Regions from separate parts of the Homo sapiens genome. Here region 2 is linked to region 1. Evidence: read pairs that join two places in POLR2A ChIA-PET (ENCODE). Cell type or tissue: IMR-90. All regions are shown on one strand. Links, peaks and the distances in the headings refer to the core of each region. The heading gives the core; the rest is flanking DNA. Region 1 overlaps SND1 (staphylococcal nuclease and tudor domain containing 1). Region 2 has its middle 29 kb from the start of MIR593.

Region 1 (2,500 bases), core at 1-2,500:
AATATGGCCCTTAACTAAGAATAAACTGCTTGAAATTAAAGACCACTGGTGGGTGATGAACTGTCAAGCATGTGTGGGGAGGTGATAAAGGCCTTAGCCCCCAAACAGCCTTTAAAAGCTTGTGGGATGAGAGAGCTATTTAGAAAGCTGACCATAACATGTTCCCTTTTTCCTGGGCAGTGGCTGAGATAATCTAGAATAAGGGGGCTTTGTGAAAATAAATGAAACATTGCCGGACAGCCTGCTTGCTTTTCCAGCAGGTAATTATTTGTGGCTCGGAGAGGGTTCCCAAGCGACATGGCCGTCAGGGAGAGTCAGGAGAGTAGGTTGCACTGGATTCACCCTCACTGGGCGTCCATTACTTTCTTGGAATTTCCTGTGGCTTGAACTGTCCTCATTCCTTTGATCCAGAGATATAACTTTGCTAGTGTTCCCTCTCTTGTGGGTCTCCTCAACAGGGAAGGAGCCTGCGCAGAGAGATGGAATGGGAAGGGCTAAGAGAGCATACACCACAGCGCTTGTGGGGTGATGTAGGGAAAGGACCGAGGGCACAAGAAGGACAGAGATTGAGATAAACTTGAAACTGCTTAGAGCAGTTTATCTATTTCAGACACGATACAGCACACTTGGAGCTACGATGAAAGAAATGAAATCACTTTTTCTTGTATTCTAAGTTTTATTTCCCAGACATACACCCCTTCATAAATACACACCAATATTCATGGCTGAGGCCACATTCCCCTGAAACGTAAATACTTTTTTTTCCCCAATGGCAACAGTTGCTTATAATGTTTTTCTGTACCTTTTTTTTTTTTTTAAAGCAGGGAGTAAGGGAGAGAGAGGAAACCCAGGACTCTGCCCTGGCCACTGCAGCCTGCAGAATGAGCTCCCCGGGGGCATCCTCCCTTTTAATGCCAGCAGGGAGAAGGGAAATAGGTCAAGGCAGCAGCCTGAGTTTTCAGCTGGGGCTGTCCAGCATGAGGACATCATTTTTCAGGCAGCAGCAAAGAGCAATTCTAATGTGTCAGAAAGGACAAAGGGGTCATCGAAAAAGGCCTTAGAAATGATCACCAAACCCACATACATTGCCCCTGTCCTCAGAAACTGTACCTCCTACAGCCTGGAACTGTGAAGACAGTTAAACTATGACACTGATCTCTTTAAATAATACCTTATGGCCCTTTAAGACTTCGGGTTTCTCCAACACAGCAGTGAAAACACTGCTGTGCAGGCAGCAACTGGTCAGTGAGTATGTGCTGGCTAGCTGCCTTCTGGAAGAAAGTGAGAAGAGACATGAAATCACTGTTTTATTCAGAACAAGGGCCGCAAAAAGGAAAGGGTGGCTTGGGATTGCTAGATCAGTGTTTTAGACAGGAATGCCAAGGCAGAAAAGAATCACATATCCAGGACCACATAAAAACTGGAGTGTGAAAACCTAGGAGTTTACACTTTTAAGCCAGTTATTTACCCATTAGCTAATGCTATCTCTCACTACTTCTGGGGGATGCTAGTAATAGGCACAACTCCCCATCTGGGAAATCACACCAGATCTTCCTGTCCTTGACTGTGTGGCAGGGAACTGCCTTAAAGAGTCAGCTGTATGTGGGTCAGGGGTCACCAAGTACATGCTATCCAATGGGACATGGCACTCAGCTCATAGTCACAGCTACAGCCAACAGATACAATAATCTCATGCAGTCCAGCCTCAACGGCAGGGGACAGGAGAGCCAACTTAAATTTTCAGGGCTATTACAAGCCATTTAAACCCAATTCAGCATACCATATGCAGCAGTAGTCAGCAAACTTTTTGGTAAAGGAACAGATCGTAAATAGTTTAGGCTTTGCAAGCCATATAGCCTCTGTCGTAACTACACAACTCGGCTGTTATAGTATGAAAGCAGTTATAGACAATACATGAAAGAATTAGCATGGCCAGGCCAGGCGCGGTTGGCTCATGCCTGTAATCCCAGCACTTTGGGAGGCTGAGGTAGGCAGATCACAAGGTCAGGAGTTCGAGACCAGCCTGGCCAATATGGTGAAACCCCGTCTCTACTAAAAATACAAAAACAAAAAAAAAAATTAGCCGAGCATGGTGGTGCAGGCCTGTAATCCCAGCTACTTGGGAGGCTGAGGCAGGAGAATTGCTTGAACCCAGAAGGCAGAGGTTGCAGTGAGCTGAGATCGCGCCACTGCACTCCAGCCTGGGCGACAGAGCGAGACTCCGTTTCAAACAATCAAACAACAAGAAAAAACAGAGTTAGCATGGCTGTGTTTCAATGAAACTTTATTGTAAAAACTGGCAGTGGCACAGATTTGCCCACCTGTCCTAAATACCAGCGGAGTCAGGCTAGAAAGAAAGACTGAATTTACTGTTTTTTTTTTTTTTTTTTTTTTTTTTTTTTTTTTTTGAGTAAAAGTGATCGTCATTTGAGAGTTATTTGGCTGCTTTGGGCTTCAAGGCTGGAGAAGCAGGTAATGGCACAGTATCTCACTCACTGTT
Region 2 (7,281 bases), core at 2,615-5,114, 120 kb before region 1:
TATCAGAGACACACACACAGCAGCAAGTGGCAGCACCAGGACTTGAACCTGGGTGGTCTGACATGACATCAGCCCTCTACCACCATGTCAAGAGCAACCTTACCTCACACCTAACACCGGCACTCAGCCCCACCATGCCTTTGGAATAGCGTTCTGCCAGTGCTAAGTGTGCAGTCCCATATTGCCCCAGGCTCCCTGGGCAATTTGTCTCAGTCAGCTCTTGGCTTGATAAGGCTGTGTAATAAAGCACTCTCAAAAATCTCAGTGGCTTGCAATAAAAAGCATTTGTATCACGGGTCTGCAGGTCAACTGCAGTTTGGCTTCATTTATTAGCCACCTATTATGTGCCAGGCACTGTTTTCTGTCGGACCTTCAGGATTGAGCCATCCAGCCATGGAGATATACATGAAACTAACAATAACGAGAAATGCAGGCACTGTGACAAAACCGTGGAAAGTGCTAGGGAGACCCAAGGAGAGGGAGTGGCCAATTCTTCTCTGAGAAGAATTGGGGATAGAGAGTAACACACAGGCTGGGCTTTGAAAATACAGTAGAATTTCAAGAGACAACGAAGGTGGACAGGGTGTTCTAGAAAGTGGGGACCATGTTTAGCAAAGGCATAGGGTGCAAGAAGAAATGAGGAGCATTGAGTGGGCTCCATGCAGTCTCCTTTGCTGAAGAACAAGGTGCGTGAGCAGGCATGGGTGAAGCAGGAGGTTGGCCACAGATTAGAAAGGGTCAGGCCCAGCAGTGGGAGAAGTCTTTGAACTTTTTTAAGCTGGAGAGTGGACTGACTAACTCCCAAAGGGGAGGAAGACAGCGACTGAAGGCAGGAAGATGGTGAGGAGACTTTGGCGGTTCTCCAGGTAAGAGACGTTGCAAACCTGAAGCCAGCTGGACCAAGGACATGGCTCAAGTGGGAGCCTGGGTGTGCATGATCCCAAGGTGAGGGGGCCAAAAGGTCCCCCTGAGAGTTCATGCAGTGTGTGACAAGAAGCAATTAAGGAATATTTCTGTGAGGCTCATATTTTGACTATCTTTCGAAAGAGGCATTATTAAAATGTTTTCTCATCAAGGGCAGCAGAATTGAGATAAATCCACATCCTAACCCCTACCCCAGGTGGGTGTTCTGCAGAATCCTCACTTACCCAATTCCTTACTAAAATGTTGGTTCTTTGTTTTGTTTTGCTTTAAACCAGATTCATTCTTTTAAAAAAAAATTTAAATTTTTGTGGGTACGTAGTAGGTGTATATATTTATGAGGTAAATGGGACGTTTTGATACAGACATGCAATGTGAAGTAAGCACATCATGGAGAATGGGGTATCCGTCTCCTCAAGTATTTATCCTTTGAGTTACAAACAATCCAATGACACTCTTTATTTTAAAATGTGCAATTCAGTTATTACTGACTATAATCACCTTATTGTGCTATCAAACAGTAGGTCTTATTCATTCTTTCTATTTTCTTTTGTACCCATTAACCATCCCCACCTCTCCCAACTCATTTTTTTGGAGGCACACATAATACATGCTGGACACACAGGCCCACCCAGGGTCTACTCTCTGTGGATCACAGACTGTGCCCGCAGAGAACCAGCCACAGCGAGGGGTCTGCACGTGCCTCCCCGCCAAGTGCAGACAGATGGCCCTGGGTGCCCAGCTCTGGCATGGCACTCAGAATGTCCTTCAGCAGTGACAGTCAGATGCTCAGCACAGACAGGAAGCAGTCTGGGGCTGCATGACCGAGCCAAGGACCCACAGGGAGCCCAGAGGAGTCAGAAGGTCCTCATACCCTTTCCCTAGGCTCACTCCGCAGCCTGTGCTCCCCACATTGAGGCCACCCCAGCCAGATCTGAGGCAAGGCCACTGAGCAGACAGACACCTGCCTAGACATGAGAAACCCACCAGAGTCTGAGAAACTCACGTGACCAGCTCATGTCAGGAAAGGGAGGGTGCTGCTGCAGCTGGGAGAGGTGCTTATTTTTAGCCTGCTTATTGGCTGGGGCTTTGCAGACTAAGATGAAGCTCCTGCTCCTCACTGATGCTGTTATTTCTCCCCACCGGGGCTGGGAATTGGTTTATCTTCCAGGTAGCCACCTCAGCAGCCGCCCGCCGCAGCAGCAGGCCCCAGGCAGGTTGCTGTGTGTCTATTATTTTTGATTGCCCGTCTTATGGGGCATGAAATCACTTCTGGGAGGGTGTGAGCTTGGCACTGCCCTCGCTGCCGCTGGAGAGGGAGCAGGAGGCAAGGTCTCCTGAGGGTGCAGCTGAGGGTGTGGTTACAGCCAGGGGTCCCGGGGCCGTGGGCACTCCTACACTGCTGTGGGCCACGCCTTCTGGCTCTGAAGGGGCTGAGTGAAAGGAAGCACCCGAGGGAGGCGGTAGGAAGGCTTCAGCTGGGAGGCAGGGCATCGACTTCCAGCACCGTCTCTGCCCTGGCTGGTGCTGCTGTGCGCCCAGCCTTCCATGCCCAGGGAGTGCTGATGTAGTTTGGTGCCTCAGTTTCTCTTTTCTGCAAAATCAGCAGGGCCATGTTCTCTTTATGGGAAAGCTCTAGGGAAGAATTGCTTACCTCTTCTAATTTTTGGTGGCTTGTGGTGTTTCTTGGCTGGGGTTGCATAACTCTAAATCTCTGCGGCTCTGCCTGCCTTCCTCAGACAGTCTTCTCCCCTGTGTCTCACGTCGCCCTTTCCTTTCCCCTGTAAGGACAGCAGTCGCTGAATTTAGGGCCCACCCTGGATCTCATCTTGAAATTCTTATGACTGTGGTCTGAATGTTTTCTATACAATTCATACATTGAAACTGGATCCTTCGTGTGACAGTGTTAGAAGGTGGGGCCTTTGGGAGATGATGAGTTCGTGAGGGCTCTGTCCTCATGGCATTAATGCTCTTATAAAAGGGACCCCAGACGCCAGGTGCATAGACTTATGCCTGTAATTCCAGCACTTTGGGAGGCCAAGGCAGGCAGATCACCTGAGGTCAAGAGTTCAAGACCAGCCTGGCCAACATGGCAAAACTCTGTCTTCACTAAAAAAATACAAAAATTATCCAGGCATGGTGGTGCATGCCTGTAGCCTCAGCTACTCGGGAGACTAGAGGCAGCTACTTGGGAGACTTCGGAGGCAGAATTGCTTGAACCTGGGAGGCAGAGGTTGCAGTGAGCCAAGACTGGGCCACTCCAGCCTGGGCAACACAATGAGACACTGACTCAGAAAAAAAAAAAGGAACCCCCAGGGAGCTAACTATCCCATTCTACCATGTAAAGACACAGCACAACAGTGCCATCTGTGAAGTAGAGAGCAAATCCAAATCCACACCAGACACTGAACCTGCCAGCACCTTGATCTTGGACTTCCCAGCCTCCAGAACTATGAGCAATACATTCTGTTGTTTATAAGCCACCCAGTTTGTGATATTTTTTTCTTTTAGCAGCTTGAATGGACTAAGACAAGTACTATCTTAATTATATTTGCAAAGACCCTATTTCCAAGTAAGGTCACATGCACAGGTACTAGGGGTCTGGACTTGGACATATCTTTTGGGGGAACACTATTCAGTTCACTACAGCCAGGTGCTTGTGCAGATGCTCCTTAGTTCTGTCCCCTACCTGCAGTGTGACAAGGTCAGAGGGCACTGCAGTTGGAGGGCATGAGGCCTACAGAGGAAGCTGTTTGCCAGAGAGCTGCTTCTGTGCTGGGCTGCCCACTTCCCTCCTACACCTGGTGCAAATGAGAAGTTCAGCCAGCATCTGAGCCCTCAGCTCAGAGTCAAGGTTTACACCCAGTTCTTCTCCTTCCTTCTGCAGGAAAGAGCCAGACAATAAGAAAAAATAGGAAGAAAGGAGGTTGAATGAAAGAAATCTGAGCCTTTCAGAATGTGCACCACCTGGGCAGAGAAGAAGAAACAGAGGTGACAAGTGGGAAGACCTCCGGGCCTGAAATTCCCTGTCATGCTGCAGCTCCGGACCTGCCCCTACCTGAGTGGGGAGCAGAGGGGTGGACTGACACCTCAGACCCCTGGGCAGCTCTTGGCAAACTCACATGCTTGTCTTCAGCAATCCTGGCTTCATTTGGGGCTCTTTTCAAACCCAGGGCCTTCCCTGGGGAACCCAGGCCCCTAGCATCCTACCCACCTTCAGTAGTTGCCACACACACACACACACACACACACACACATTCTCTCTTTCTGTCTCTTCTCAGACATGTGTCTCATTCCCTTAGGCCTTCTTTTCTCAGCTTTTCAGGTGATAGGGAGCTAATCCTACCAACAAATTCAAACCAACTTGAGAGCTAATGGCTGAAACTGTTAATGATCGCTAACAAAATGAGTCCTAGGGGCGGGGTGGGGTGTGTGTGTGTGTATTTTGCATTTCTGTGCAGAAGTGTTGCAGGAACTCAGGGACCCCGAATGGAATGACTGGCTGGAGCCGTGGCAGAGGAACATAAATTGTGAAGATTTCATGGACATTTATCAGTTCCCAAATAATGCTTTTATAATTTCTTATGCCTGTCTTTACTTTAATCTCTTAATCCTGTTACTTTCATAGGCTGAGTATGTACGTCACCTCAGGACCACTGTGATAATTGTGTTAATTGTACAAATTGATTGTAAAACATGTGTGTTTGAACAATATGAAATCAGTGCACCTTGAAAATGAACAGAATAACAGCGATTTTAGGGAACAAGGGAAGACATCCATAAGGTCTGACTGCCTGAGGGGTAGGGCAAAAAGAGCCATATTTTTCTTCTTGCAGAGAGCCTATAAATGGACATGCAAGTAGGGAAGATATCACTAAATTCTTTTCCTAGCAAGGAATATTAATATTAATACCCTGGGGAAGGAATGCATTCCTGGGGGGAGTCTATAAACAGCCGCTCTGGGGACGTCTATCCTATGTGGTTGAGATAAGGACTGAGATATGCCCTGGTCTCCTGCAGTACCCTCAGGCTTACTAGGGTGGGGAAAAACCGGGCCCTGGTAAATCTGTGGTCAGACCAGCTCTCTGCTCTCGAACCCTGTTTTCTGTTGTTTAAGATGTTTATCAAGACAATATGTGCACTGCTGAAGACAGACCCTTATCAGTGGTTCTCCTTTTTGCCCTTTGAAGCATGTGATCTACTCCCTGTTCTTAGACACCCTCCCCTTTTGAAACCCTTAATAAAAAACTTGCTGGTTTGAGGTTCAGGTGGGCATCACGGTCCTACCGATATGTGATGTCGCCCCCGGCGGCCCAGCTGCAAAATTCCTCTCTTTGTACTCTCTCCTTATTTCTCAGCTGGCTGACACTTATGGAAAATAGAAAGAGCCTACGTTGAAATACTGGGGGCGGGTTCCCCCGATACAGAAGAGGCTTTAGCTCAAAGAAAGGAACCCCTGATGCTGGCAGCGAGACATATTTTTGGATTGAGGGGCTTTGTCAGAGCTCTGGATGTGTCGCGTATGTTGACCACATATACACAGCTGCTGCTGGGTCACCTCCAAGTGGCCCAGGCTGCCCTTTGCCCTACACTTGTTGGGACACAGGCCTTTGTCAACCCACCTGGGAACAGGTCTTGGTGGATCAGCGTCTCAGACAGGTCTAGCTAGGTCACATTGACATGCCTCGGGATCTATTTATTACCGTTTCCTCCTGTTTGCAAGATGAAACAACTCAGTAACACGCCTACCCAAGGTCACACACAGTACAGCTTCTTTGATGGAAGCCCAGGTGTGTTCTGTCTCTTGAGTCTAGGCTCTCTTCTTTTTATTTAGGGGGCTGTTTATCCTTTTTCAATGCCATTCCTCTCCTCTCCCTCTCCTTTCAAAAGCCAACCATTCTAAAGTGTTTTGGTTTGTAAGAGTGCAAAATGGTGTGTGTGTGTGTGCATGCGTATGCGTTTGTTGCCTGTGAGTGCTATTTTTAACCTATTTGAGTGGTTCAGAATTACAAATCTCACTTCTGTCTTCCTCTTTCTACTCAGCTCTGCTTTGAACTCTTGCATGCTCTATGTGAACCACAGTTTCCTTCCTGCTACTGAGTCCCATGGTTTGCTTCTGTTGCATCTTACCCAACCAGTCTCCCTGGAGTGGGCCCTCCATCTCCCACCACCTCAAGGAATATTGCTATAGATGTCCTACCCCGTCCTTTTATGAGAGCATGTGAGGAATTTGCGGGGGGTACATGTCAAAAAGAGACATGCAGAACCTCAGGGTGGGCATGTTCCGCACTTGCGTCAGGACTGCCATCTCACCTGCCTCCAACCCATCTACATGGCCTCATGGAATTCTTTTCCACTGTATCATGCAGGCTCCCTAGCTGTGAAACAGAGCACAGTGTCATGTAAGATTGTCAAAGCTGACACTGAGTATAGGTTGTGGTGAGCCAAAAATGTGCGATGAGAAAACCTACAAAGTTGCACTATAGAGACATAAAAATTACAGCCATTGGTGTACTGTTCTATTTTTGCCAAATGACCAGATTGTTTGATCATTCCCAATCTGTGCCTATGCTGGCAGGCTCCCGTTTGCACATCCAGATTGGCCCTCCACCCTGCTCTCTGCCCTGCAGGCAGATCTGACTGGGTGGCACCAGCAGACTCCCTCCATCTCTGGCTTCTGGTTGGTGATGGCTATGGAGAGGCACTGGCAGGGGACGAGGGAGCAGTATGGAGAGGCGCTGGCAGGGGACGAGGGAGCAGTATGGAGAGGCGCTGGCAGGGGACGAGGGAGCAGTATGGAGAGGCGCTGGCAGGGGACGAGGGAGCAGTATGGAGAGGCGCTGGCAGGGGACGAGGGAGCAGTATGGAGAGGCGCTGGCAGGGGACGAGGGAGCAGTATGGAGAGGCGCTGGCAGGGGACGAGGGAGCAGTATGGAGAGGCGCTGGCAGGGGACGAGGGAGCAGTATGGAGAGGCGCTGGCAGGGGACGAGGGAGCAGTATGGAGAGGCGCTGGCAGGGGACGAGGGAGCAGTATGGAGAGGTGCTGGCAGGGGTGAGGGAGCAGTATGGAGAGGTGCTGGCAGGGGTGAGGGAGCAGTATGGAGAGGCATTGGCAGGGGTGAGGGAGCATTATGGAGAGGCGCTGGCAGGGGATGAGGGAGCGCTGGCAGGGGATGAGGGAGCAGTATGGAGAGGCACTGGCAGGGGTGAGGGAGCAGTATGGAGAGGCACTGGCAGGGGTGAGGGAGCAGTATGGAGAGGCGCTGGCAGGGGACGAGGGAGCAGTATGGAGAGGCGCTGGCAGGGGACGAGGGAGCAGTATGGAGAGGCGCTGGCAGGGGACGAGGGAGCAGTATGGA

Evidence for each region. ChIA-PET counts read pairs that join two places held together with the same protein. Peaks named below come from ENCODE experiments on the same cell type or tissue, not always from the same donor. Only the 100,000 strongest peaks of a DNase experiment are listed, where the experiment ranks them.
Region 2: POLR2A ChIA-PET joins it to region 1 with 9 read pairs; 2 of 35 experiments call an interaction of 5 or more read pairs at or near these places.

The regions. Positions count from the first base shown.
Region 1 is chr7:127,994,458-127,996,957 of GRCh38, reverse strand. All of the region lies in intron 16 of SND1 (staphylococcal nuclease and tudor domain containing 1), which reads right to left. Among named protein-coding and RNA genes, the nearest start is that of SND1-IT1, 1.8 kb to the left of the region's middle. In IMR-90, for the core only: no CTCF peak of the experiment used is centred there; a DNase peak (open chromatin) is centred at 1,247; H3K27ac peaks cover 694 bases.
Region 2 is chr7:128,107,572-128,114,852 of GRCh38, reverse strand. No RefSeq gene overlaps it. Among named protein-coding and RNA genes, the nearest start is that of MIR593, 29 kb to the right of the region's middle. RefSeq lists an enhancer at 6,381-6,460. In IMR-90, for the core only: no CTCF peak of the experiment used is centred there; no DNase peak of the experiment used is centred there; H3K27me3 peaks cover 781 bases.